4 separate regions of the Mus musculus genome follow, and all the other regions are linked to region 2. Evidence: chromatin loops called from intact Hi-C (ENCODE). Cell type or tissue: left cerebral cortex. All regions are shown on one strand. Links, peaks and the distances in the headings refer to the core of each region. The heading gives the core; the rest is flanking DNA. Region 1 overlaps St8sia2 (ST8 alpha-N-acetyl-neuraminide alpha-2,8-sialyltransferase 2). Region 2 has its middle 8.7 kb from the start of Gm26176. Region 3 overlaps St8sia2 (ST8 alpha-N-acetyl-neuraminide alpha-2,8-sialyltransferase 2). Region 4 holds the start of Fam174b (family with sequence similarity 174, member B).

What was found. Peaks named below come from ENCODE experiments on the same cell type or tissue, not always from the same donor. Only the 100,000 strongest peaks of a DNase experiment are listed, where the experiment ranks them.
Region 1: it touches region 2 in a loop (4-fold over the local background); 2 of 42 quality-filtered maps call a loop at or near these places.
Region 3: a loop joins it to region 2, with 4 times the contacts of the local background. A loop is called at or near these places in 16 of 42 quality-filtered maps.
Region 4: a loop joins it to region 2, with 4 times the contacts of the local background. A loop is called at or near these places in 20 of 42 quality-filtered maps.

The regions. Positions count from the first base shown.
Region 1 is chr7:73,950,598-73,958,007 of GRCm38, reverse strand. All of the region lies in intron 5 of St8sia2 (ST8 alpha-N-acetyl-neuraminide alpha-2,8-sialyltransferase 2), which reads left to right. Among named protein-coding and RNA genes, the nearest start is that of St8sia2, 59 kb to the left of the region's middle. In left cerebral cortex, for the core only: no CTCF peak of the experiment used is centred there; a DNase peak (open chromatin) is centred at 3,370.
Region 2 is chr7:73,651,091-73,658,500 of GRCm38, reverse strand. No RefSeq gene overlaps it. Among named protein-coding and RNA genes, the nearest start is that of Gm26176, 8.7 kb to the right of the region's middle. In left cerebral cortex, for the core only: CTCF peaks have their summits at 2,534 (motif pointing left) and 4,118 (motif pointing left); DNase peaks (open chromatin) are centred at 2,529 and 4,118; H3K4me3 peaks cover 196 bases.
Region 3 is chr7:74,002,903-74,010,312 of GRCm38, reverse strand. The region is part of intron 1 of St8sia2 (ST8 alpha-N-acetyl-neuraminide alpha-2,8-sialyltransferase 2); the gene reads left to right. Among named protein-coding and RNA genes, the nearest start is that of St8sia2, 7.1 kb to the left of the region's middle. In left cerebral cortex, for the core only: no CTCF peak of the experiment used is centred there; DNase peaks (open chromatin) are centred at 2,234, 3,020 and 3,308.
Region 4 is chr7:73,736,210-73,743,619 of GRCm38, reverse strand. Fam174b (family with sequence similarity 174, member B) reads right to left here and starts at 3,313. Exons shown (of 3, transcript NM_001162532.1): 1 at 2,792-3,313. The coding sequence starts at 3,117. In left cerebral cortex, for the core only: no CTCF peak of the experiment used is centred there; DNase peaks (open chromatin) are centred at 3,262, 3,729, 4,207, 4,353 and 4 more places; H3K4me3 peaks cover 2,827 bases; H3K27ac peaks cover 2,732 bases.

The DNA.
Region 1 (7,410 bases), core at 810-5,809, 300 kb before region 2:
CATACAAGGTGACTCAGCCATTAAGCAGCACAACCAAGAGTAGAACCATGTCACCTGACTCCCAGGGTAGCAGGTGCAGTGGGAACTTGTGCCTCTTCATTTCCAGATCTGCAGGGGACAGGGGAAGAGTTCAGTGGACTTGGGAATATCACCCTGGTATAGAGACTCTGATATATATACACACACACACAACAGTTATTCAGGGTCTGGGGCAGCTTTCTCTATAGGCAGGACAAGTTGAATTGTCAGAACACTTCAGAGTCTCAATACCTTTTAGCACCTAGAGGGACATTATCTTCTTAAAACCTTCTCATCAATGGACCAGATGGGTTTGTCTTCCCTGATTTGCTTGGCTGTTTCTTTGCATGCGAGATACTCTTCTGAAGAAAAGCAGACATGCTCCGATGTCAACTCTTCAATCGCACATTCTGAATGCTGTGTGGAGGAACTGAAAAGGAAAATAGGAAAATAGATGCAGGCACATGATATCTTAGTTATCGCTGATGGGCCAGACACCATGCTGAGCCTTCTCCCATGTTATGGTAAGGCTAGACTTAGTCTTGTTATCCCCCCTTTAAAGATAGAAAAAGTGAACCTCATAGAGCAGCTCATTTACCAGGCCCCCTGGGAGGGACAAACCCAGGACTCTTCCAGTGCTCTTCATCAGCTTCTTTTTATGTCTAGTGCACATGGCCAGGAACTAGTGAAGTGACTCTAGTAGAATAATATCAAGAAGAGAAAAGCCAGGGTGGGCTTGAGCTTGTAATAATAGTAAGAAAAACAATAACAGCACCAAAAAGCTATATTATCTTGCAAGCAAAATCCAAAGAAACAGAGGTAGATTGTACTGAGGCTACAAAAGACAGGGGCAGGCTGGGAGTGCAGCTCTTTTGCTTTGCACATGGGAAACTCTGGGCTCCATCCCCAGCACTGCCCAAAGTATAAAAGCAAAATACAGAAGTAAAACAAACTCTTCAGCTTCCGTTTTCTGTGCAAAGAGGGTGAGGGTGGATCTATGGCCTGGAGGAAGGGAGATGATCCCTGATATCTTACCTACAGGTCCATTTGCTGCCCTAAGCTAACGGCCTTCAGCATGGACCCCAGGTGAACAGCATCAGCATCACCAGGGGACTTGTTAGACTTGTACATCTTCAGACCATCCAGGTGTACGGAATTGCAAGCCCTAGGAAAGCATCCAACAATCTGTCTTTTAACCAGTCTTCCACCTGAATCTTGTAATGGCATAAACTTGAAAACTATTGCTATCACTAAATCAAGACCAGTTAACATCCAGGAGAGATTAGCAGCTAGGTACTCTGAGCAGCTAGCCATGTTCTCTTCTAAATTGAGCTGCATTGGAAGGATATTGAGGCAGTCATCTTGGCTCTGATTAAAACACACACACACACACACACATGCACACGCACACATACACGAAAACTATGGACACCAGTAAGCCTGAGTTTGGGGAAGTTTCTCATCCAAGATTTCATAAGCAGAGGGTTGGAAGAAACATGGTAAGTAGGTGTGCTCACCCAACAGTAACAGGGAGTGCTGTCCTGGGATTCCTGGGTGAAGGGAAGAGCAGACAGTACACTGGGATCTGTGTAGTCCCTTTATTTACACAGGGAGTAAGTCAGCCACAGTGACCAGGTACTTTATGGCAACTTAAAGAGCTGTGGCCTGATTGACAATCAGGACAATAAGGGAGGAAAATGCTAGCTTTCTTCTTGGAACAGCCTTTTAGATAGAATACTAGTCCAGTTCTCCTTTTTTCTCTTAAAGAAACTAAGACTGGAAGGTGTTAAGTAAATTGTCCTGGTAAGAAGGGGAAGCTAGGATCAGACTCTGCCTATGTGAAATTGAGAGGTCTCTACACATCCTCCTGCCACTCCCCATATCTATGACAGATGGACAAACCACTCTAACAACCACAGACCAGCCAATGATGCTAAATTCATTGTGTTCATGTTGACCTTATTTAATCTTCTGTGGCCCTGGCTCAGACCCTGGCTCTGTTTCTGCCGATGACTGAAATAGGTCACTGTTGGTTCAGTTAACAAATTCACAAAGTGCAATGATTCTAATAGAAATCTCAACATTCAGAGTCTCAGTTAATCTAAGGGAAGAAACTGAAAATTCTGACAAAACCAAAATTCTGCCACTGGGCACGGAAAACAGTGGTGGCTTGAAACTGTGAATGGACAGATGGCTACCACAAAGGTTTCCACAATCTGGCGGCACAACTGAGGATCTTTTAGCACTTTTCAGAGGTAGGGAGGTCAGAGATCACTTCCTTACTCTGCTTGGCCAGGTCCCACTTGAAGACTCACATGTGCTTGGGGGGTGCCAGATTGGAAAAGGACCACGGTGGCAGAAAAACATGAGGAGTTGAAACGTTTGGGAAGAGAAGGCTCTGGGGAGCATTGGACCATCCTCCTTCAGTCAGAGGCACTCATCAGACACTTAAAAGCTCCCAGGGTACTTTAGGCTGATGAAATAGAGCCCTTGAGGGACTGCTAGATTGGGCCTGTGAGGCTGTAGGTGAGCGGAGGAAAGGAGTGGGGAGGGCAAGCCATCTGGCCAGTGGTGAGAACATCCCATCTCCTGAGAGCCTCCGCAGCCAGGTGGCTCCTTTAGGAAGTGATAAACCTTCAGCACCTTTAGAAATGTCTGGGTTAAGTGAGTCCCTTCCTGGGGCTGTGAAGAGGGGGATTCATGTTGCTCACACAGAGTTGGTACATTGTTCACTGAGGGCAGCCTAAGCAAAGGACTGACTGATAAGCTTACACTGTAGCAACGGGTCCCCTCATAACTCTACAGGATGGGCACCCCATAATTAGGATGCAGCAGCAACGCCTCCCCCCCACCCCCTGAGGGGCTATGAGACACCTATCTTAGTCTCTCTTCTTTGTAGGTAGCTGTTTTCACACTCACATGGCACAAACATTTCCATTTACAAGGACATAAGACACCTCGGATTAAAGCCCATCCTAATGTCTAATTTTAATCTGGATGCTCCTGAGATCTTACCACCAAATAACGTCACACACCAAGGTACTGAGGATTAGATAGGACAGACTTCAACCAATGAATTTGAGGAACACAAATCCATAACAGTTATACTCTACTCCAGAGTTGTTGGATTCAATGAATCAGTGCACTTAGCAGCTCCAGCCCATCTGAGATTGTGACCCGGGCATTGCAAAAAGCACAATGCAAAGCCAGTGGCTGGCAGAACCTAGCCTCAAATGCCAACAAGGTCCCAGCAGGAGCAGCACTCCCAAGAGCTTTGCCAGCCTGTGGAGTGGCCCAGTGCCCTGGCTGGCTTTTAGCCAGGGAGGAGAGTAGGAAGCGGATGGACAGCAAGGCAGTTAAGTGTGGCACAGAAAGTGGGAAACTAGTCAGCAGCTGGTCGTGAATGGTTCTAATTCAATTACAACAACTGGGAAGGCAGTGACTCACGGAAAGGACCACCCCTTGAGCAGGGGAGCAGCCCACGGGCCCTGAGCAGACACTGTGAATTGGTGCCAAATGAAGTCCCAGGAATGTTGAGGCTTGTCTTGGAATGGCACTTATTCAGGTTCCCTTCTGCCAGGGCTTAGAAGGAAAGATCAGTGGTGGGGTCCTGACATCCATCACTGTGAGCAGAAACCTGAAGGCCAAAGAGCAAGCTGGGCGAGAGGATGGACGGTGCAGAGGACAAAGGGACAGCCCAGCATCAGCAGGGGAGCTCTCTCCAAGCGTGCCACCCCAGTCCATTCACAGGAATCCCTAGCCATACCCTTCTCTTTTGCTGCTCCAGTGGGCAGATAGCCAAGGAACTACAGTTGCCTTTCTTGATATAGGTTCTATAGAAAAGAGAGATTGTCTGGTTTGGAGAGATGATCAGAAGTTAAGAACACTGGCTGTAATCTCAGTACTCGAGAGGCAGAGGCAGGTGAATTGCTGAGTTCGACGCCATCCTGGTCTACAGAGTGAGTTCCAAGACGGCCAGGGCTACACAGAGAAACCCTGTCTTGGAGGGGGAAAAAAAGGCCAAGAGAGGAGAAAATATGTTTCTGTGACTTTTAAGGAGTATACGGTTGCAACAAGATACGGTTCAAATGCAGGGTTAAGGTGCCTCGTAAGCTTTATAGACTGTACTGTCTTGATAACCTCCTCCACCTGCTCACCCTGGGGAGGAAAAGGAGAGTCCAGAATTGTTAGTGGTTGTGAAGCCTTCCCTCTAAATGAAATGAGCTTGAAAAGATCCAGCCCATCCCAGCATCCCCTCCCTTTGGCTGAATTATATGTGTTCTGGCTGCTCTTCCAGAGGTCCTGAGTTTAATTTCCAACAACCACATGGTGGCTCACAACTATCTACAATGAGATCTGATATCCTTTCTGGCATGCAGGTGCACATGCAGATAGAGTATTCATGTACATAAAGTATATAAATAAGTAAAAACATAAAATGAAAAGATTGCCTATAGTATTGGGACGCATTCAAATACTAGCATTTGTTTATTTGTGTACATGTATATGCATGTGTGTGTGTGTGTGTGTGTAAAGGAAGTGAAGGCCCTCATTTCTCATCCTCCTCCAGGAGTCAAGCAGTGAAGCTGGCTCTCAGTGACTATGTCGCTTTTTACACAGAGGGAATTTGTGTGCACTCACACCTTTCTAAACTGAAAGCTGTCCAATCTGGATGCCTGCCACCTCATGGTCCCTCAAAGCTGCCTGGCCATACGTGGTACACCTGGCTCATCACCTGTGTAGACAACAGAGGCATTGTTCCCAGTCTTTGCTGCAGTAATGGATGAATCCATCCATCACTTCTGATAACTTTTGCAAAACATCTTTATCCGTGGGCTTGCTCTTTAAAAGTGTCTTTGCTAAAAAGGGAGATGGATAAATGCCTTGTTGGTCTTTATGGCTATTGCCAAACTGCCCTGCTTAGAGACAAGTACCAATTTACTTTCACCTACAATTATTGAAAATACTTGCTTTCCCAAAACCTTTCCAAAATGTACTATCAATATTTGTCATCTTCACCAATCTAGTGAAAACTGGCATCTGATTATTGTTATTTGAAACTGAAATCCTTTGATTATGAACAAGGTTGAATATAATCTGTTTGTTTATATGTGGCATCAATTTAAACTCTAGAATCTGGCCACAAGGTGTAAACTGCCAACAAATGATCTTTCTGGAGTCCTCCTGGCCCTTTAGAGTCTCAGGTAATTCTTAAGCATGAAAAAATAGTCTCTCTACACCCAAAGCACCCACTCTGTATCAGGAAGGGCCCTTCAAATAACCCGTATGATGGGGTGTTTTTACTCCTTTGTTGAATCAATATGCTGTCTAGACTGGTGTTAACCTAGCACATGCAAAGTCTTGCTTGTTGCCTGGATGGGTAGAATAAGCTAAGTGAGCCCTGAAAGTGCCCCCACAGTGACCCATGAGCTCTGCTTGCCAGTTATCATTGAAGACTTGTGAAGTATGCTCTTCATGCACATATTATGCTAGGATCTAGGACTACAGAGAAAAAGGAAGTTGTCTCAGTTAGGGTTTTACTGCTGTGAACAGATGCCATGACCAATTCAAGTCTTATAACGGACAACATTTAATTGGGGCTGGCTTACAGGTTCAGAGGTTCAGTCCATTATCATCAAGGTGGGGGCATGGTAGCATCCAGGCAGGCATGGTACAGGAAAAGCTGAGAGTTCTACATCTTCATCTGAAGGCTGCTAGCAGAATACTGGTTTCCAGGCAGCTAGGACTAGGTTATTAAAGCCCACTCCCACAGTGACACACCTACTCCAACAAGGCCACACCTCCAAATAGTGCCAATCATATACAAACCATCACAGAAGTCAATTAACTTCCTTATAGAATTTAGAAGTTCAGGGAGGAAATGGCAGGCAAACAGATAATCAAAGTGTAACGTGGAAGGTGCTGTGATAAGAGATCAGCACACAGGACCAAAGCTGTCCATGAAGGACCTGAACGTTTCAGCAGGAAGAGATATGGCAACTAGAAACATTCTAAAGTAGCTGACCAAAAACATATAGGAAAAACTTTGGAAAAAATCAAGATGCTTTGGTGGCAGTTGGGTGGTACAACACAGTGATGAGCAAGATTTGCAGCCCCAGATTGCAGATATGTCCAGCCTGACAGGGGCCATTGATTGCATCCTATGTACTCACAGGATCATTGAAAATTTTGGTGACTTGGTCATGTTTGAAGTATACTTGAGCGAGATAGAATATTGGTGTAGATAAACTTAGGAACCAGAACCCTCCTTATTTCCATGGCTGCACTGTGTGTGTGTGTGTGTGTGTGTGTGTGTGTGTGTGTGTGTACTTGTGTGTGCATGCATGTGTGTGTTTAAGTAAGTATGCATCCATATGTGTGCATGTGAAGGCCAGAAGTAAACCTTAGGTGCCAACCAAGGTGTTTTTTGTTTTTTTTTTGTTTGTTTGTTTGGTTGGTTGGATTTTTTTTTTTGAGACAGAGTCTCTTGGTGCAGGACAGGATGTAAGGCTCAAAGATTAGGCTACCCTCCCCCAGCTTTTGAAGAGATTAAGCTCCAGTCCTCGTGTTTGCAAGACAAGCACTTTATGAACTCTTGACAACAGCTCCAAATTCTAAAGTAAAGCCAGAAATTAAATGTCATGCAAAACGGACAAATCCACCCTGAGATTAGCCAGGGCATAGAAGAGACTTCAGTGTACAGCCAAGGAAAGAACAGCAATGGACTGTAGGACCTTTAGATCCATATTGCAGGAGACAACAAAGCAGTAGCCCCGCCAGAGAATATCCTCCATGCTATACTGCTAACCTTGTACAAAGCATCATCAAATGCCATTCCCATCTCCCTGTGGATATTCCTTCCCTACAAGGACATGATGAGCCCCATCCCACAGTGTTATTAGCTTCTTGGAGAAAACCCTCACTGTCCCCTCTCCAACCAGTATCAGCCATTATCCTCACCACATACTGCACCCAAGAATCTAGGGTGAAGGAAGGAAACACTTTAAAGGTAGCTTTGACAATCCTCATTGATTGGTGCCCCTGCTCATAAAATACAGTGCTTAACCGGCACAGTTATTGGGGTGGCCAATTTGAAAAATAATTGCTGCCGTCTTTGAGATTACTTTGCCTTCTAATTAAAATCTCAAGACTAGGATATTAAAGGTGCATTGTCAATACAACTCTCTGGATGCACCCAGCTAACCTCATTTGGGAAAACAAAATTAATTAGATTGTGTTTTAACACCCAGCCGTTATCCCAAGGAAAGGAATCCTCTACAAGTCAGCCATGCACACAGTCTCTAAATTGACCAGAGAGACTGTGGAGACAGAAAGGAAATCGAGAGTGATCTGTTCCTACTTAACGTAGTCAGCTTCTATTACAAGCTGCTC
Region 2 (7,410 bases), core at 1,198-6,197:
AGTTCTCTTTGACTGAATTAAATCACCGTCGTTCATTCCCTTCATCTCTCCTCGATGAGACGTTAAAGAGTATTATTTGGATGCGTGGTGAGCAATGTTAAGGAAGTATCCTTCACACCAGAGTCCATGAATGATGCCTCTGGGGCTGTGCTGTGGAGACAGCACTTTCTGGTCCTTCCTAATCCACAGTTTTAGCTCTGACCCCCATTTCTGCCTGGAATACAGCCAGCCTGGTCTGGAGGGAGAGCCACTTATCTACAGGCTCTCACCTTACCTCTCTTTTTCCAGTTGAAAAGCCAGACGCCAAGGTGTTGGCCACCCTGTTTCAAACCCTTCAGCAGATCCCCTGTTGATTTCAAAGTAAAACCCAAACTCTCTGACAAAGCTTATAAGATATGTAGGACCAATGCAACCTCATTCATGCTTCACTTGAATTTCAACTAAATACTTCTAGGACTAACCTAGGAATTCTTATGCTAGGTTATATATAACATTGGGAGAGTCTCAGCATCGTCCACAGCATTGGCCCACCCCTGCCCCTTGTTTCCTAATTCATCTAGACAATTCTTACTCATCCCTCAGGACCTAACTCCTGTATCACCTCCTCCAGGCCAACCTTACCTAGGTCCTCCCTCTCCCAGCTTGAGCTGTTTCACGTCTGGGCTCAGATCAGCAAACAGCCAGCCTGGTCTGCCGGTCTCGGTCAGTGATTGAATTTGCTGCGTGCCTGTAGGCGCATGTGGCCCCTTCCCCTCAGTCTCCCTGCAATTGATCTGAAGCATAAGACTCAGAAGCAAAGTGGTCCTTCAGTCTCTCTGAACAAGTGAGTCACTCTTCCCCCAGGAAGAGCTTCCCAGCATTCCCTCCCCGGGCAGCTCAAGGTGCCACATGATCCCTGGCCTCTCTGCTCTCCTCCTTCCCAGCATTCCCTCCCTCCTTTCCACTCCCAGTGAGCTGAGCTTTCCCAGCCGGAGCCTCCAGCGAGCAGGGATGTTTTTGCTGCTCATTACTACCCAGTGGAGATACCATCTCTTCCTTTAGGAGCTGTTCCTGCTCGGTAAACGGAAACCTGGTCACGAGCCAAGCCCAATCATCCTGAAAGGTAGCAGGCCCTTTGGAAGGAAAAGGTCTGGGTTCCAGCCTTGGCCTCTCTCTCCTCCCAAGCTTCCTGGCTCCTCCGTGACCTTGTTTCAGTCTATTGATGATGATGATGATGATGACAATGATGACGATGATGATGATGACGATGACGATGATGACGATGATAAAGTTGAGTGAGGCGGTTCAAGGCGGTAATCACTCCACTTTAGAAGGAAAGATTGGAGGATCGGGAGTTTAAGGTCAGCCAGGATCACATGAGACTCTGTTTCTCCCACCCTAAAACAAAGCTGCTTTCTCCACTCAAACTGTAAAGGGCAAGACTCACAATGGAGGCTGGGATATCTCATTTCCTCCACAGATCCTCCAGTGTTGACAGGAGGGCCAGGGTTTCAAGATCAGCTTGACCTTTACAGTCAGTGTGAGGCCAGCCTGGGATACAGGAGACTATCTGCAAAAATAATAGCTCGATACTATATGATGGAATGGACGTGTAGTTCAGTGGTTGGACACTTTAACACCAGACACCATCCTTCACAATGGAAAATAAAACCAAAACAAAAAGCATCTTCAAGATGGTGGACTTCGTGCCACCAACTTTCTTTCTTATTCTTTGGTTGGTTGGTTGGTTGGTTTTGTTTTTTAAGATAGGCACGCATGGACCTAGTCTGGCCTCACACTTGAAATGTAGTCCATGATGACCTGTTGCGCCCACCTCGGCCATCAAGGAAGACACAACACGGCCGGATTCTTCTCAACAGCCCTTATTGCAGGAACATCTCGATGCTGCTACGGGGACCCCGGGCAAGCAGGGAGGTCTGCTTATATACACCCCAGCACAGGGAAAGGCTTCGTGTCCTCCTGGGATAGGTTGAACCGCTGTCACCTAATTAGCATGTACCCGCTCGGGAGGGGTTGGCAGGGCTTACACCTGCGCTGATGTTGTTTATGACAATGGCACACCGGAAACCGGCGCCATCTTAGAGTTGGCTTCCTACAATGACCTTCAACTCAGGATCTCCCTATCTCAACCAGCAAGTGCACACTGATGGGTGTGCAGCCCGTGCCCAGCATAGGTGCTATTCTGAGGATGGCAAAGTCTGTGGGAAGCTTATTCCAAGTCTTGTGATACAGTGAGCCTGGGAGAATGGGCAATGATGGCTTTTACACACACACACACACACACACACACACACACACATATACACACACACCAGGATGCTAAGATGGTCCTGGGCAATGATGGCTTTTATACACACACACACAGAGAGAGAGAGAGAGAGAGAGAGAGAGAGAGAGAGAGAGAGAGAGAGAGAGAGAGAGAGAGAGACATACCAGGATGCTAAGATGCTCCTGGGCCACTTGTTTTCAGGGACTTTCTCAGCTCAGGACCCCATCCATCTCCACATCGGCTCTCTGGCGCCATCTTCTGTCAGTTTCCGAAACCCCAAAGATAGGGCTGTTTCTGTCTAATCACATTGTTTTTAAATAACAACCAAAAAAAGTTACATTGTTGAACATATTTCACCCTCTAAACTGAGTGTGTAATCTGGGCACTTGGAAGACTAAGCCAGGATGCTGAGGAGGCTAAACACCTCCTAATCCGATCTCAAAAAAGAGTGTGAACCTAAACAGAAAGAGAACTCTTAAAAGGTGTGATAGGATGCTCAAGTGTAGCTCCCCACAAGCGACGTCTTCTGCGGAAACAGGAAGACTCGGTTCTATTTAAGTGGCAGGCCGTGGAGAGTTTGACCATGCTCCAGTGGTCAAATGACTCAAATTGGACATGGGTCCAATTTTTATCTTATTTTGGGGGTTGGGGGAGGCCACAATGGTGCAGGGAAGGACATGGAAATTCTGAGGAATGAATTTGATCAGGGTGCATAATGTAAAATTCCCAAAGAAGCCATAGAAATTGGAAAAAAAAATAAGGCTAGAGGCAGATGGATTTCTCCAGCCCCGATGTATCTGGATTTGAATAAAAACACCCAAAAGTTGAAACTTTTCTGATTCTTGTGGGATTGCAAACAAAATCTTCCTCTGCTCCACAAAGAAATAAAGAAATGGAAGGTGCTTCTGGAACACTCCACGGGAAAAAGGGAAAAGGCCACTTTCAGAGTTATAATCCCACCACAGTTTGTACTGTCTTTGAAATGGTAAGAGCTTTAAAGTGTCCCTGTGGCCTCAAGAGACCCAGTGCTGAGGGGAGCTGGGAAAGACTGGGACATGGGCTGGGTTCCCAAACCAATTTCCCTCTGCACAGCTTCACACAGAGCCCACAGGATTCAAACAAAACACACACATGGGACCCTGGAACAGAGAAAGAAGGAAGACCGTCCTTCCACATCTGGAGCCAAGCATAAGCCGAAAGATTAATTTATGCAGGCAGATCCTTCTGTCGTGGAGAGAAAGCTGAAGAGGAAAAGCAACGCTTCCCCAGAGAGAAAGAAAGTAGATGGACGTTGTAGAGAGACATAATTTTTTTCTCTGTCACTTTTTCCAAAAACTCATGGAGCTTGTCTTGAGGCTGAAGCACTGGGAGTCTATAGTCTGCCCTTTGCTGTGTCTGTAACTCGTCATGGCCTCAGCTGCTACGATCCTCACTGGGACTAACACTGCACTCATCACTGGTCTCAAGAGTGGTCTCATCACTGGTCTTGATACGCCACATCAAGTATCCTTAGGACAGAGGCTGGCCCAATCAGGTGGTCGGCACGCTGGCACCTTCTGGTGATGCTGTGAGAATGTGAGTCCTGACATTGCTGGCAAAAATCTGCATCCTCTCCGGAGCTCACAGACAGCAGCTGGCATCCCTGGACCGCACACCAGCACTATACACCAAGTTAATCCGTTTAACTGACCAAGCAGCCAAAAATAGCCACGATTCAGAGGGGTTGGATATCAAGTTTGTCAGAATAGAGAATTGCTACTAAAAGGAAAAAAAAAATCTCACAGTTTAACAAGTGACAACAGGGTTGCCTTTCCGCAGCCTTGTCCAGTAAGTGGGGAGGACTCCCTCTAGTGGTCAGTTATATAGAGAGCCAAGTTCTCTCCACACTGCAACTCTGTTACCTTCTCCAACTGTGTCAGCCCCATCACCCTCCCCTTCCAGGGACAGGTTTAGATAAAGTGAGAAAGCCCACAGCTCATTCTCGCCTCAGCCTTAAGGGACCAGTCGAATTTCTGCTCAGAGCCCAACAATTAACATCCACACGCAAGGAATTGGGACATAACCCCTTGGTGTTCCCAAGAAAAAGAGAGGAGCAGGAACAAATGGCAGTGAGAAACACCAGTTCCTACCGCATGGAACTTGACTCAGGTTGTACAGCATTCAAGAAGACAAGTGAAAAGCCAGGCTGTTGGGAGATGGTGGAACAAGATGGGGACATGTAAAGAAGACAGGTCAGGAGCACATGTCATTAAAGGAGATATGGGGACCCAAGCCATCCTGTGTCTTTGCTTCCTGACTGTCATGAGGTGAGCACACACCTCCATTGTATGCTCTTACCATGATATACTCCGCTGCCCAGGGCCCAAAGCAACTGGGTCAAGCAACTGTCGACTGAAACCAGAAACCAAACCAAAACTGACCTTTTATCCTCTGAAGTTATTTACCTAGAGGATTTTTGTCACAGCAACAGAAAGCTGACTAACACACTGGGCCTAGCTTAGCTAGATCCTGCCTCAGGCTCTCTCAGAAGGCTAGAATTAAGGTGTCAGCCAGGGTCAGGACCTGAACTGAAAAACCAGCGGCTTCCGAGCTCACCCTCGGGGTGTTCACTAGAGCCCACCCTCAGCCTCTTGCCATGGTGTTACGAAGAAAATCCCAAGTTTGGTTGTTTAACTATGATGAAGAACATGGGCATAGGACCATCGGGTTTTGTTGCCTTTGTTTGTAGTACTGGGAATCAAACTCAGGACCTTAAATTCGTCAGGAAGGTGCTTTACTGCCGAGCTGCAGCCTTCCTACACATAGGCCAAGCTATTCTCCCAGCCGTGCCTTAGCCTCCTGCATGCTGGGATTGCAAGCAGGCATTACCACTCCCAGCTTCCTCTGCCGCTTACTAATTTGACTAGTACGGGTTTATTTTGGCTTATAGTTTAAAAGGATATAACCATCACTAAAGGAAAGGGATGGTGGCTGGTGGCCCCATAGTGGTGAGAGCACATGGCAGGACTTGATCACATCCCAGCGGACCAGGAAGCAGAAATGGGACAGGAAGTAGAACAGCCATGAACGTAAAGACCTACTCTCCATCAAAGCATTTCCTCCAGCGAGGCTCCACCTCCTAGAGATTCCTTGCAAAACAGCGTCCCCATACTTCCAACACTGTTTCAGAGCCCAGTGTTCCTTCTGAGACTCTCTTAACTATGGGGAAGAGAGAGGGAAGCTAAACAATTGGCTCAGTGGTTAAGAGCATTGACTGCTTTTGCAGAAGACCTAGGGTTCAATTCCCAGCCCTGACATGATTGATGGCTCACAACTGAACTGTAACTCCAGTTCAGGGAACCTGATGCCTGCTGACTTCCTTAAGCTCCTGCATACATGGGTTCATGCATACATTCAAGCACACACATATCTAGTTTTAAAAAAAAAGGAGGGGCTGGTGAGATGGCTCAGTGGGTAAAGCACCCGACTACTCTTCCGAAGGTCCGAAGTTCAAATCCCAGCAACCACATGGTGGCTCACAACCATCTGTAATGATGAGATCTGACTCCCTCTTCTGGGGTGACTGAAGACAGCTACAATGTACTTACATATAATAAAAATAAATTTAAAATCTAAAAAAAAAAAGGAAAGAAAAGAAAATTATATTTTAAATAAATTAAATTCTTCCCCTATAAAACAGCACAGAACGGACATTCCCATTCCAAGTGGGAGGACTAGGAAGGTAGCAAAAGATCAGACCAAAAGAACTGAAACCCAGCAGGGAGAACATTGCCACCAGGGGCTCTTGGTGCCACTATCTTGTAACCTTAATTTTTTCAAACCATAAATTAATGATGGTTCTTTTTTTTAATTTATTTTTTAACTAGGTATTTTCTTCATTTACATTTCAAATGCTATCCCAAAAGTCCCCCAGACCACCAACCCCCGCATTCCCCTACCCACCCACTTCCACTTCTTAGCCCTGGCATTCCCTCGTACTGAGGCATATAAAGTTTGCAAGACCGAGGGGCCTCTCTTTCCACTGATGGCCAACTGGGCCATCTTCTGATACATAGGCAGCTAGAGACATGAGCTCGGGAGGTACTGGTTAGTTCATATTGTTGTTCCACCTATAGGGTTGCAGACCCCTCTAGCTCCTTGGGTACTTTCTCTAGCTCCTCCATTGGGGGCCCTGTGTTCCAACCAATAGCTAACTGTGAGCATCCACTTCTGTGTTTGCCAGGCCCCAGCATAGCCTCATAAGAGACAGTTATATCAGGGCCCTTTCAGCAAAATCTTGCTGGTGTATGCAATGGTGTCAGTGTTTGGAGGTTGATTATGGGGTGGATCCCTGGATATGGCAGTCTCTAGATGGTCCATCCTTTCGTCTCAGCTCCAAACTTTGTCTCTATAACTCCTTCCATGGGTGTTTTGTTCCCAATTCTAAGAAGGGGCAAAATGTCCACACTTTGGTCTTCATTCTTCTTGAGTTTCATGTGTTTTGCAAATTGTATCTTGTATCTTGGGTATTCTTTAATGATGGTTCTTATAAATGCTTTAACCTCCCTTCTAGCCCACCACCCACCAGAGGTAGTGGAAAATAAAGGATACAGGGGAAGTGGACCTGTTTAGAAATCCTATCTGAATTGTCAGGAAATCAGCAGTTCAGTTAATAGGCCAGCAGCTCGGTCTGTTCAAAAACACTTCATAGATAATGTCAGCAGTCCAGTTCGGTAATGTTGGGAGAGCAGCAGTGGCACAGTCTAGCAGGAACAGCCAGGTCTCAGCCAAATCAGCACGAGTCAGCAGGAGGGACCAGGAGGGACTGCAGGAGAAGTTCTCAGCTCTGCGTCTCTCCACGAAGTGAAGATCAGTGAAGAGACAAGACCAACAAGCGTTTCACAGCTAGCCCTATCAGCAAGCCCAGTTCATGGTGAATTGAGTCCTAGTTATACTCCCTCCAAACATCACGTGTCCTCCAAGGATCTTGCCTCACCACACGACTCAGCTGACAACACTCTGCCAATTGCAAGAAGCCGCAGCACACCACCAGAAGTTTTTCTGATGCATTTCTCTTTGTGGAGTCCTTACAAATGGAGCTCAACTACACAATGTAAAGCGGACCGATGCATGCATGTCATTAGAGAAGAATCTTTCATCGA
Region 3 (7,410 bases), core at 914-5,913, 350 kb before region 2:
GTATAGCCCTGGCTGCATTCTTGACACTCTTACCATTCATGTGGAATTGCATGAGAAGTGTAAAAAGACAGACTCTCTGCAAGGTGCCTGGCCCATTGAGTTCCCCCAGGAACCCAGGATCACAGTTGAGTTCTGAGTCAGATTGAATGGGGCTTTGGTGAAAGAAATGCATTACCTACCCCGTGCACGGTCCCGGGTTTTGCAGTCAGTTGGCTCATGTTGTATCAGGCATGTTCATCCTTTAGATAATGTGACACGATGTTATCATTTACAAAGTTCACAGTATGTAGTCTTAGTACAAAAAAAAAAGCAAAGAAAACCGTATAGTGTTTTAAATACATTTGCAATTTTATGTTCGACTACTTTCATAGCTCTTTTGGTGTGTATGGGGCCTGCAGGCTGCAGCTTTGCTATACCTGCTAGGTAAACTGAGTTACTCTGCTTCTCTCCTGGGGTTTAGGCTTGAGTGTAACCCTTATGAAGGAGTAGGATTCACGGTTCTCATGTGTGCTACATTGCCCTCACAATTGGCCTACAGAAGTCATTCAAGAGGCACAAATTTTCCCAGTCTAGCACAGGTTAGGCACACAGCATCCTTGGGTAAGGTGCCTCAAAGGGCTCCTCCTCTGAAAACAGCCCCCTCTGTTATCAGTTGTGCTTGGTTTAATGTAATATCAAATATTTAAGTCATATTCTGGTTGCTTCCATGCAAGGCAGGCTTATGCCAGTTGTCATCTAATACCCCAGACACCAGATGAGCCATTATAATTAAGAGAGTTACCCAACTCTGTCTGAAGACAGATGAGTAGTTGGTGATCCTAACAATGCCTGTTGTGGCACTAAGTGGGGACGGTAATGATGACTCGCATGAACTGCAAGCTTTCTGAAGTTAGCCAAGACATTAACAGATTCTATCCTTGTGGTAGCCCAAGGGCAAGCAACCAGTGGCACCAAGAACTACTGTTCATTGAGCTCTGTGTACCTGGCCCATGCTGACTATCTCGAAGCACCTGTTCACTGACTCATCACCCTCCCCGTCTTCAATGGGTACAGCTGCTACCCCTAGTTTATCAGTCATGAAACCAAAGCTGTGACTTAATTTGCTAGTAATGAAGTACAAGGTCTCCATAGGCCAAAGGTCAGGCAGGCTGTGAACTAAATCTTCTGGAGGCTATGGCCCTGTCATTCTCCTGCAAACTAGATTCCTATGGCAACGGAGCCAGACGTCTCTAATTACACCCAGGTACCCAGAGCAGGGGAGATTGTGAAGATGTTTAACAACCGATCCATCTCTGGCATGGGTGCCTTAGAATGAATATCAGACTGGTCAGAATTGATACCATCTAGTAGGTTATACCAGGGTCCTATCACCCTATTAAATGTCAAATTCTGTCTGGGAAAGTGGCAGAGGAGAAGGGGATAGCTCTGCCCATCACTGTGACCAGATGCATGAGCAGCCAGTGACTCCTGCCACCCAGGGAAGGCCAGGTGAAATATACTTTTGAGAGGAGCCTTGAGTGAATGCTAGATAGAGATCACGGCCCTGGGCAGTTACACCTTGTACTCTGTGAGAAAAGTCTGTGTTTATTCAAGGTGGTCCTTTTGTTGGGGGAGGGGTTTGGTTGTTTTGGTTTTTTTTTTTTTTTCCCCTTCCATTCCAGTATAGTTTACCCAAGCGTAAACACAATTAAAAGATAAAATAGAAGAGAAAGACAGTCTGGTTTTAACTCCCTTGCTCCTAGTCCTTGATGCCAACTGTTCCAGTGTCAAATTTAAATTGTAAATAGATATCCATCTTGGAAACCAATTCAGTGAGTGCAGCCTCTTTCCCCTTGTAGTACAGAGTTGCTAGGCTTCAAAAATTGTTTGGATTTTACAGACTGGGAATGGTGAAAATGAAAATTATAAATACTTGCCCCAAAGTGGGACTCTAGACAGACACTGACTTCTTTAAGCAGAGAATGAACATCCATGGCTATAACCTAGCTATGGCCTCTTGGGTTAATCTTCCTGTGGCTTCTACCTGTTCCATCAATATGACTCACAGCTTTCTAGATTATTCTATAATGGCCCATCTCTATGCCTTTGCACTTGTCAATCCTCCTATCTGGGACTCCTGATATACATAGACCTTTCTGTTCTTCTTGCTCCCTTCCCAGGCCCCTGTCTTCTCACTACTCCACCACCACCTACCTCCCTTGCATCACCTTCCCAGCCGCCCCACCCACTCTCCCTCTTTCTTAGCTGTTCATCCAGTGTACAGCTTGAGTATCGCATCATGTCAGCATCTTATGGAGACAGAACTCACGATTATGTTTTATTTCTTCTCTGTCCCCAGCTCCTTGTGAGAAATACATGGTCCAGAAGTGCTCAGCCTTTTGACATTGCAAAATGAAGTAGCCACCTACAAGCTCACCCTCAAGAACCCCTTAATCAAGTTACCAAAACAAATCTTTTTTTTTTTAAGTCACAATGTTTCAAGTTAGTGTGCTAGTTTATAGTGAACTGCATTCATAGCTACCCTGGGAAGCATATGGCCCAGGGCCCCAGGATGGAAATGCCTGGTAGATAATGAAGCCCATAAAGGTTTTTGTTTTGTTTGGGGATTTTTTTTTTTTTATTGAATGAACAAACTCAGGTTTAGGAACTAGCAACTGGATCCTAGTCTCTATGTCTCAAAAGATCCCCACTGTTCAGCTGACAGTTAAACACCTCCACTCGGTGAGAAAGCTGTCCCGTGCAGCATGAATGGAAGGACACTGAAAGGGACATCTTTAAGACATGGCCCACATAGGAACACAAGGTCCCACCCCTGTATCCTATCTCCAAATGTTCTTTAGGGGACATTTTCAAATGGGTGTTTTATTTTTAAAACACTGTCAAGCCAGAGGCTCTGATGACCACTCAAGGCTGTGGATGCTGCATGGATCTAGATAGGCTCAAGAGGATCAGATCTCACAGCTGCCTGCAGCAAAACTGAGTTAGACAGGCAGATGGCGGGATAGCAGGAACTCCACAGCCCAGTGAGCTGACGGCTGTCTCCTGCTGGTGGGAGGGGACAAGTCCCTCCCTAAAGGTCTGCCAGAGTGACATCCCCAGTGACTGTCTGCCTGACAGTCTGGGTCTTGCTTGCTATCTCTGTGGTGCTGCTCTCATCCTTAAGTGTTGAGATTAGTCACTCTCCTAGGTGGCAGCTGGACTGGTTTTAAATTCTCCCCAGTTGCCCACAATTCATCACCCAGCCAGGAGACTGCCCAGTGTCCTGATGGGACCTGTTTGTCCCTGAATTTGCTCAGCTTCAGCTGTCACCTACTTCACAGTAGTGTGGGGAGAGTGGCTTCAACCAGGGAGAGCGTGTCTGCACTACACGCGGGCAGCTGTGTTCCTCCTGGCACACGTGCGAGCACTTGGGGGAGCTGATTTGTTTCCCTGGAAAATCCTGCATCATGCCTTGCTTGCTGTGTGAGTAGTAAATCTGCATTGCAAGAGGGAGGCTCGCTGCTCTGTCAAGGGGATTTCCCAGGCGCTTTCTTGCTATTGTCTGAGGAACCCGGGATTCTGCTCTGCTCTCCAGCCCCCCTTCAAGCTTCAAGGATGCAATTCCTGCCCCTTCAGCATCTCAATCCACAGTTTGGAGATCCAGGTGATCCCTCTGACCAGTGGTCCCCAAATGCTGATGTGCAGAAAGGACAAAGGATGCAAAAGGGAAAAACAAAGAAGAAAGGAAAGGCTACAATGTAGCCAGATCATTAGGCAGTTTCCAGTCCCAGCTGTCATTGCCTCTGAGCTACAGTATCCTGAGGTGCTGTTTTCTTTTCCTTTTGGTTACTATGACCATGCTTTTAAAAGTCTTTGTAGTTGGCCCAATAATCCTTTTCTTTGACCAAACAGGTTGAGAACCAATGCCTGCCAACCCCAAGTTTTTTATTTGCTTGCTTTTATTTTGTTGTTGTTTTTTTTTTTTAATGTTACCAGCTTTTAAGATTTTTATATGCTGGGATCCAGGTCCTAAAAGATCCATGCCGGGGACCACACTGGAAGACACATCCTCCCTCCGCACACAGTTCTTTTCTCCAGGAGGAAGGCACCAACAGACAATAACACCATAGTCATTTTATGGGTGTTAGATCTCAAATAACGCCTCTAAGACTCACAAGCAATATGATAAGGTTGATGTCATTATTACCCCTATTGTACAGGTGGGGAAACTGAAGTACAAAGCCATCAAATAATTCATCCAGAGTCACATAGCTAGAGAAGTGCCTACGTGAGTACCTCCGTTCCAGATGACAGGAACTATCCAAAAATGCATGAAGCAGCCTCCAGTAAGGAAACAGGCATGCTGTAATCTCCAAGGGAGAAAGAAGTCCCTGAAACGCCTAGGTCTATGACAGAGGACAGTACAGACTCAGCAAGCCTGGGGAAGGCCTTCAGGGACAGTGTGCTGGAGCCCAAGATGTAGTAGGCCATGACAGCTGGAAAGATCCAAGCAGAATGGGGGGGGGGTCAGCTTTAAAAGGCCACTGCCTTTGCCTCCCCTCCAACAACCTTCTGTCTCGAGCCATCAGAATGGCTCTGGAAAATGGTGCCTGTTAGAGGTCGGGGAAACTGAGTCACTGAGGGAAGAGGGAATGATAGACATGAGAAGAGGAGTTTTCTTCTGAAGAGGAACAGAAGGGCTCATGCTGTCAACTGCCCCTGGTCAGTGAAGCCTAGTAAGGAAAGATGTGCATCTGGGAAAGAATGCACTCAGCAGGGAGATGCCTAATCCCAGGGCCCCACACCTTCTCTAAGAGCTCTAGCCAAGCCTCAATAAGTACTCCAACTGTGGTCTTTGCCCATCTGTGGATAAGCAATAAAGGCTCACAGAGGTCCCAGGACTTTCTGTGACCACACAGCAAGAGGATCTGCCTTTACCTGGCCCCCAGCTCCAGCCCCAGATCCAGCCCCCACCCACTGCTCCTCGCTACCTTTTGCTACTGACGTTTTTATACCCTCTACTCTGGCACTCTACACTCAGTTGCATTTTCTGTGTCACGCTGCAGGTTGGTAAAAGGATACTGGAAACTTCTGAGTCTGTAGGAGGGACTCACTGTTCATCTGTAGTCTCCTTGCACTGGGGTGACATCGCTGAGGTCTGGCATTTCAGCAGATGCAGAGGAAAGGGCAGACATACTGGGACTCTGCCCAGTAAGATCCAAGCGTGTGCTGTTAGTTTTTCTGTATCTCTAGTTTCTAGGCTAAGTGTGTTGGCCTCTCTCAGGGGAGCGATACCTAGGGTAACTCGCACCTTCTTTCATGGTATGTGCCAGGACAGTGTAAATAATAGAGAAGAGGCAAATGGTGTCTGGAGACAGTAAGCTTGACGGGGCAGGTGACTTTGGCTTGCTGTTTCTATAGGTCACAAACTATATTCCTAGAACTTGACTTCAAGTAAACCATGCAAAGTATCCAAATCGAAAAGTGTCCTAATCGAAATGTTTATCTATGAGAATCAAAAAGAAAGGTGAGAGGCACTCCAGGGCTGTCCTGTCTGTGTGTGGACATGCTTACAGAAGGCCTCCCACAAAGACCCTGAATGCCTGTGGAAACAGCCATGACTTTCAGCACTTTCCACAGCCTACCCATGCTGCCTTCTGTGGCTCTGACCCCACAGAGTGAGGACGTAGGGCTTCATACAAATCTCTTCCAGATGCCACTCAGAGCCTTACTTCTGCAGTGTTCTCATGGGGGCAGTGCTCACTGCCCATGATGCAGGAAGTCCGCCTCCACCTCTGTACCAGTCAGGAGCTACCATTGGGCAGTGGGGATGCTTTGCTGCAGCGAAACACTTATTAACTGTGTGTCCTCAAGTCAATGCCCCCACTTTTCTGAACCTCGATCCCCTAAGGCACAGTCTTCTCCTGATTGTGCAAAGTGCAAATGACAGAATATGAAATGCTGTGGCCACTATAGAAAGCAATAGGACTGCCCCCCCCAACCCTAATAGAGATTCCATGCCATCTAATCTAGCAGTCTTACTGGTGGGTATACACTTTAAAAAATGGAGGGGCTGGAGAAATGACTCAGTGTTTAAGAGCACTGGCTGCTCTCCCAGAGGACCAGGGTTCGAGTCCCAGCACCCACATGGCAGCTCACAGCTATCTTCAAGTCCAGGTCTAGAGAATACAACTCCCTCTTTTGGCCTCTATGGGTAAACACACATGTCATACACAGGCATCTATGCAAGCAAAGCATGCATACACATAAAAGAAAAATAAGCAAAATCACCAAAAAGTTTATAAAATTGAAAGCAGAGACTGAAACAGATTGTCGTGCAATAATTCATAGAACCATCATTACAATATCCACTGACAGATAAGTGATGACATATATAAAGAAATACTATTCAGCTTCAACAATGAAGAAACTTCTGACACATGCGCTGTCCGACATAGGTGAACTTTGATGCCATTAAACTCAAAATAACACCGTCACTCACACACACACACACACACACAAAAAAAAAGCAGCCACTGCTTGATTCCTCGAAAAGGAGCCTCCTCAAACCAGCCAGATTCGCAGTAGAATGGTGGTGGCCACCGCCAGTGGGAAGAGAATAAAGAGTTACTATTTAATTAGTATAAATTTTCCCTTTTGCAAGATGAAAAGGGTTCTATAGAGGGATAGTGACGAAGATTGCACAGCAATCAGAAATGTACTTAACGCCACTGAATAGAATAGTTAAACAAGTTTAAAATGGTAGATGTTGCACGTGTTGTACTACAAATTTTGAAAACACACACACACACAAAGGAAAGGCTGCTGGGGGGGGGGTGCTGGGGCACGTTGGTTTATTTTAAGAGCGTGGTGCGGTTTTAACAAAGCAATATCAATGAGATGGTTATTTCGCTTAGAAAATGATATGGCGCCAAGAAGCATGGGAGGGAGGGGGAGCGGCAGAGGCATGGGATTGGAAAATGCACTCCATGGAGTATCATGAGTGTGTCTGGATAGACTTGCTGGATGTGGCCCAATTCCCTAACACCTGGATTTGGGACTATGAGATGTACAAGCCCACACTTTTCTGTGTGAACATTGATGTAAATCCTTTCTGGCCTGCCTGCCTGTTTAATTCAGTGGAGAAGTCCCTAGGGTCCCATAAACACATAAGGAGGAAGGAGAAGGCTCCTTAGACCCCTTCCAACCAACACCCTGCCCAGCTTCCTGCTCCCACTTGCTCTTCTGCAGCAGGCTAGTCTTGAAATTGCCCTTTTTCTCCTCAAGAATGAACTTGACAAGACCCTCAAACCTCTGATCATCTGATTTGGCAACTGAAAGACTAAGAAATGTGGGGTCCCATGGTCCCTTACCTGTCAGGCTCACACTACGCAGTACCTGCAAGAAAGTGGGAAGATGAGTTAATATGGC
Region 4 (7,410 bases), core at 1,567-6,566, 85 kb before region 2:
AAGGTGATTCCTTCAGGGAAAACAAACAGGCAGGAGTGTTACTGTATAAGCAATGATACCACACTCTCTTCCCAGTTTTTCTGCATTTCTAAGACAATGAACAGGTTCCACCCGAGTTCCCACCCCGCAGGCATCCGAAATGACCACGCATCTAGTCAAAGGCGACACTTGGAGAGCCATCAACAATGTAAAATACTCAGGAGTTTAACATTCTTTTGCTAAAAATATCTTTATTAAATGCCAGCCTATTCCTGGAATGACACTAGGTGCTAGAGAGACAGAGAAGCCCTGCCCTTCATAGCCCTCGGCCTGGTGATGCAGAGGGACAGGAAATTCTAGACTCAAGTATGCGTTGGGAACTGGAGGAAGAGGGGGCTGACCAGGGCGCTTTCCAAGGTATAAACACAAAAGAGGACAGCAATGAGCTGCTTGTGTAGACTTGGTGTCCTGGGGGAATCCAGGCAAGGGGCAGAGGGGAACAGCATGTGTGTGTGCCATCTCTCCTTCCCAGTGACCAGTATGTAAGCAGTTTTGCTCCACCCAACCCCCTGGCCATGATGTCCTGCCTGGCCACAGGTCCACAGCACTGGGGCCCAGAAACCTACGAAACCATGAGTTCAGATCAACCTTTCCCACTTAGTTCCTGTTTTTATTGGGGCTTTTGTTACAGCAGCATAAAAAGCCAACATGGTATCAGTCCCTCTGCCTTTCTGAGTTTGTGGTGTAGTTCACACAACACCAGAGCCTTCATAAAGATATAAAATCCTAGAGCTAAACATGGTGGCCCATGCCCATAATGTCAGCACTTGGAATGCTGAAACAGGAGGATTGCTTGCTCTTTAGACCAGCCTTATGGCTCAATAAAAGAAACAGAGACCTGAAGACACGGTTAAACCTGTCAGGCACTTGTGCCTTTTTGCATGCTTCTCTGTGTGTGTGTGTGTGTGTGTGTGTGTGTGTGTGTGTGTGTGTGTCAGAGAGAGACAGAGACAGACAGAGTCAGAGAGAGACAGAGACAGAGAGAGTCAGAGAGAGACAGAGACAGAGAGAGTCAGAGAGAGAGCATAGTTATTTATTCCTTTTCAGTCAGTGATTTGAATTGGGAATCCATAGCAAACTTGTGTCAAAATAGAATTGAATCATTATTAGTCTCAGATTGGAACTGGAATTGTGGCATCTGCAGTCCTGATTTTAATATATTTAACCCAATACATCAAAATTCAGAAAAAAATAATAAAGTTACTTCAAAGATTTAGCCAAAAGGAAAAAGAAAAAGAGTCAAATATCCCTTAATAGATTCCATGTGAAGCTCATGGTTACAGTGCCTCCCAGTTCAGAACGTTATGTTTCCAGTTCTCCATGTGGTTAATGGCTAGCAGACTGGAGAACACAGGAGAAACTGAGGCCTCGTAAGATTGGTGCAGCCCATCACCTTCCTCGTCTCACCTGGTGCTGGGAGGGAAGCCTGTACCAGGGAAAGGAAGGCAAGGAGGAAATGGCGTTAGGATCTCTGGGTGATGGATGACTAGGACTCGGAGCCTACAAGCTAAGATGGAAAGCAAGCAGGTACAAAGGACCCCTGGCCAGCAGCCCAGACATGCTGGGGCTAGTTAATCAAGTCCACGGGGGGAGCATGACCAGGGACAACAGCCACAGAACAGACCACCAGGCAGCAGAGTCGAGGTGCACCACCCCACCTTTAGCCACACAGAATCCAACAATACTTACTTGTTCAACATGGACAAAGGAACACTAGGGGAATAGTCCCTGCTGTAAAGTGCTCCACATCCTATCTAAATCAGAATCTAGATTGGCAGCTGTCTACCTAAGAAACTCAACTAACAAGCTTGTCTTCCAGGAAGAGGGTACAGATCATGCCCAGAAGCAGTTTATCTCATTAAGTGGTCTCCTTCCTTCCTTCCACACCCAAGCCAAGGACTCTCCCTTCCGGGCCTGAGTGCCACATCTCCTACTTTGTCCCCTCACATCTGGCCACATGTGCTTTGTCTTCTCCCCCACTCTTGGGTAATAAGGAGCAGACTGGCAAAATACTTCAAATGCCTTCTTTTAAAAGTACACAGCTGTGTGGGCTGGGACTATTTTGAGCTAAATGCTGCAAACCTCCAAGCTCAGAGCCGTTCTGGGCGTTCGCTGACTCCAAGTGAACAATGAGGGCCGTCACCAAAGCTATCATGGGTCACCAAACCTCCTGAAACCTGTAACCAACATCAGGTGTGTGAAGCAAGTGTCCCCAGGTTCCTCTGGCATCCCTCGCTCCCTGCTTCTGCTTTCTGTAGGTGAAAGAGGGCGAAGAGCTGGTAAAACAGAGGAGAGCTGCCAAAGGGGGAAAGGGGCAAAGTTCTTGATAGGAGAACCCTAGTCCAAATTGTCCCTCAAGCGCTGAGTACCTGTGTAAGCCAACTCTCTTTGAATGTTTCCTTGTCTGTGAGGTGGGCATAAAAATACATTCCACGGAAGGTGGTCGGAACTCAAAGTTGGTGTTAAACGTGAACAGAGGAAAGCAATAGAATCTAGGACTTGGAACACACCAAACAGCCTTAAAGGGGGAAACGGTTCCTGAGATGTGCCCTGGAAGAACCAAATGCACGCGCCCGCCCTCCGGATCCCACCCAGGCAGAGAGCAGAAAAGTGCGCGCCTGGCGAGAGCGCGCCGAGAGCGAGCACCTGTGCGCGCAGGTGGGGAGGACGCGCGGTGGCATCAGCGGCAGCAGCAGCATGGTGACGCCGCCCATGGAGCCAGCAGGGCAAGGAGTTGGGCGACGCGACCCACCTGAAGACGCGCAGCAGCAGACAGGCGATGAGCAGCGCGCTGAAGGCACATGCCACGATCACCGTCGCCTTCAGGGTAGGCAGGTCACGAAGCAGACTGGAGATGCGGGTCACCACCGCGTCGACGCTGCTGTTGGAGCTTCCCCCGCCCGCCATGCCGGATCCCAGCTGGGTAGCATTCCCGGGACCGGGCGGAGGCTGGTGTTCTGCTTCGGGCTGGGAGGCCGAAGCGGACTCGGCTCTGCGAGCGAGGGCGGCGGGCGCGGCCAGGAGCGCGAGCAGCAGCAGCAGCAGCGGTGGCGGCGGTTGGGGTGGCAGGGCGCTCATGGTGCACTATGCGCACGCACGGTGCGGAGGTCTGCGTCCCGGAGGCTTGCACCCCGGAGGCCTGAGCCCCAGAGGCTGGCACCCGGGAGGCCTGCGCCGGGGTCTCCGGCTGCCGAGGCGGCTGCGCGATGCTCGGCAGGAAGCTGCAGAGCCCGGAAGAACCCGCGCCGCCGCTGCAGCCACCAACACGTTGCACAGAGTCATTCGACGGGCTTCGGCCCCGCGTGGGCGGGGCAGACCTCGGCTGGGTCCCCGCTGCGCTCCGCCCCTGGGTAGCCCAACCCGATCAGGACCTAAGACCCCATGGAGGAATCCTAACTGCTTGGCTCACTCTGCTCCGGGCAGGCAGAATGATGAACTGTTCACGCGATTTATTTCTTTCAGTATGGCAGCCCTCTCTGGAAACAGGTATTCTTTTGCCCTGGTTTGTTGATTTAGCACGCAGGGAGTCAGCTCACAGCAACCCAGATTTCCCACCTAGAGTTTGCAAGCCCTTTGCACTTCAGCTGGTGAACCTTTGGAAGTAATCTCTCCTTCTCCAGACCAGACTTAAATTTCAAACTCCAAGGAGTAATTTATTGTGGTTCTGTCTCTGGTATATAAACTAAGTAATGTTGGGGTGGGGAAAGACTATTCTCTTGGGAGTCCAGGAATTGATACAGTGCTGAGTGGGTTCCTGGAGCAACCGTTACAGAACCTTGGATGATCTGGAAGGTGCTCCCCAATGATCAGTAAATATCTAAACATACAGAACAAGGACCAAGAGACTTTGATCAGCTCATTTCTGGTCCTGCTAGAGAAACAGACAAATATAACGATGCATTCATTGTCTATAGTTACATAACCAAGCTTCCATAACAAATTATCCCAAAACCTAGTAGGTCACCACAATCCCCATTATCTGGGTTGTCCTGTTTTAAGGTATCTTGTTAAGTTTAAGATCAAACTAATACCCCCTCCCCCAGATCTCCTCAAAAGGTTCACATGGGAGCTGATCTGTCCCCGAGCTCAACTGGCTTTCCCTGACTGATTCAGCGCTTCACAAACTGCTAGCCCCGAACCTCCATTCCCCATCTCTGTCTGTCAGAAGCTGCCCTAAGTTCTAACGGTGAGAATTTCCAACAGAGCGTTTTGCATCTTCAACGTGTTCAAGCCCAGTTAGCAATAAATTCAGGGAGCCGGACAGAAGACAGTTCTGTAAAACTTAATTACAGATGTGACACCCCCACACTTTCTCCTGAATCGGTTCATTAGATGCATACCACCACTCTTTGTTCACAATTCAGGAAAGAAGGCGTCACAATGACGTAAATAACAGGAAGCGGGAGCATCAGGGCCACCTAACAGCTGTCTGCCATATACACTGGGGGTGGGGGTGGGGTGAGCAATATTGAGATTCCCAGAAGTCATTGCCCACCAAGCACTTTGTGTATCAAGTGTTTTCAAGCATGCTACAGGGATGAGAGAGAAAGATCATCTGCTAGACAGAGCACATCGTTAATCCCAGCATTGAGGAGGCAGAGGTAGACAGATGTCTATGAGTCTGATGCCATCCTGGTCTACATAGTGAGTTCCCAGATAGCCAGAACTGCATGGTAAGATCCAGACCCAAAAGAAGAAAAAGGAAAAGAAAAATCCTATGGTTAAAGTATTCCAGCTCTGAACTACATTGATGGAGAAGTCTTGTTTTCGTATCAGAATATACACAGAAAATTCCCTAAAGATCTAGGTGTGACGTCCATAATTCCCCAAGCTTCAGATGTCACAGCCTTGAAATTTGTTAGTTAGAGGAAAGTTCTGTATAGTAGAGGGAAAGTGTTCCCAACTTAAAGCCTCTCAACCAGGATGGAAGTTGACGGTTGAGTGACCTTGGCCAGCAAGGGTTTAACTGGGGAATACCAGGTTTTTAATATCTAAAGAGAAGGAAGCAATTGCAAGCATGATAAGGCCACTGAGAACATCTGTAAAACGGGGGCTAGAGAAATGAAGCTGCAGAGGACCTTGGTCCAGTTCCCAGAACCCACATCAGGTGGCTCAAAACTAACTCTAGTTTCAGGTGATCCAGCGCCCTCCTATAGCCTCCCTAGGCACTGCACACAGGTAGTGCATGCAGACAGAGAAACAGGCACACAAACATACAAATAAATAAAAATAATATTGGCATTCTCTCTTTTTGCCACAATTTATGAGCTGTAGATGTGATTATTTGACATCAGCGTAAAGAACACGGAGATTATAGAAAGTATAAATGTCAAACTATTTTAGTAAAGTGAAACCTTTAGGTCTATCATTCTTCCTAATTAACTAAGGCTTATGTACAGATTGCCCCATATTAGAGTCCCTAAAGCATTTGGCCCAAAATGGCAACAACGGCAAACTTTAGCTTTAATAACAAGGGTTGGGGGGCTGGAGAGATGGCTCAGCGGTTAAGAGCACTGACTGCTCTTTTAGAGGTCCTGAGTTCAATTCCCAGCAACCACATGGTGGCTCACAACCATCTGTAATGGGATCTGATGCCAGATTCTGCTGTGTCTGAAGTCAGCTACAGTGTACTCATATACAATAAATTAAAGTAAATAAATAAATAAATACTTTTTTTTAATATAAGGGTTATTGGACACAAGTTAGGCTGCACCCAGGACTGATATCCACTAGAAGCTTGGTCTGTGGACCACTGGGGTCCCTGACACCCTTTCAGGGAATCTTCAGAGTAAGAAATAATTCTGGAATGATGCTGAAGTGGGATTTTCTTTTTTTATTGAGTTGACAGTTGGGCCAGTATCAACAAAGGTGACATCAAGACTCAAGGCAAGGCCTGCTGTCACCAGGTATCATCTCCAAAGCCATGCTTTGCACAGACGCTGACACAGGGCCAACCTCACTTCAGAATCCCCTTGGCTCTGGAGAGCAGGGCATGTTATCCTTGTACGTGATTAGACGGAAGAATTAGTAAATCAAGTCTCTTTCACACCGAGAACTGGAACTCGAGGAAAAGCAAGTGTGCAGTTCTCGGAGCTGCAAACCGAATGGCTTTTTTTTCTTTTCTTCTCTTTTCTTTTTGGAACAGCATTTGTCGTCAAAGAGTGACTGACAGACTTCAGAGCAGGTCTTTGGCAGGCAGTGTCTCAAAAAAAAAAAAAAGAACAGACTGAGCCCGCTTTCAAGGATGCCAGCTGACAGTATTGTGTCCAATGATAAAAATCCAAGACTTCAAGTGGAGCACTAGAAATGTTTAAAACTTGTCAGTTAGGATGCTTTAGGTTGTGAGTTTAACAGTTGCACAGTGCCTTGAAACTTTTCTGGGTAGTGTGAAAGTTTTTAAAAGGAATAAATCCCCTGCTTCTTCTTTCCCTTCCTCCCTCCCCTCTCCCCCCCCCTCCTTCTGGGACAAATCTCTGTGTAACACAGACTAGCTCTAAACTTCTAATTTTCCCACCTCTTTCTCCTATAGGGTTAGAACTGCAGTTGTCTATCACCGGGCCTGAATTATATTTTTTATATTTTCCAGTTTTTAGATTTATTTATGTTATTTTTTGGTGTTTGGGTGTTTGAGTTGCATGTATGTGCATGTACCACGTACATGCTTGGTGCCTGCAGAGGGCAGAAGACAGTGTTGGACAACCCGGAACTGGAGTAAACCACCATGAGGATCCTGGGAAATGAGCTCAGACCTGCTGCAAGAACAGCAAATGCTCTCTACTGCTGAGCTATCGCTCCAGCTCCTTTGTTATATAGTTTATAGTTTATACCTCTATCATGCAGGAATTTCTCCTTAGTACCAAATTACAATCCAGAGTCTATGCCTTAGAGGCTGTGGAATCATGGAGGTTTTATAATGGGATATGGCAAAATTTGGAAGTTCTGCTTAAATTAACACACTAGGTTTTTTTTTCTAAGTGAAAGATGCACATTGTTAGGAATTATTTGTGAGTGAAGGTCCATTCAGAGTGCAAACCAAGCCAGTGGGTGCATACGTGCTCAGCAAGGATGCTAGAGAAGTACTCTGTCACTCATCAGCCCCAGCCCCCACCAGTGGGGTCATGGTCATCATGGTAGGAAGCATGGTGGCAGGTAGTCATGGCACTGGAGCAGAAGCTGAGGGCTTATAACTGACCCACAAGATGGTGAGATAAAGAATGACAGAGACTGGGCCTGGGGAGAGCTTTTGAAATCTCAAAGCCCCAGTGACACACCTCCAACAAGGCCACACCTACTACTCCAGGAAGACCACACCTCCTAATCCTTCCTAAACAGTCCTCCAAACATTCAAATTTGTGAGCCATTCTCATTCAA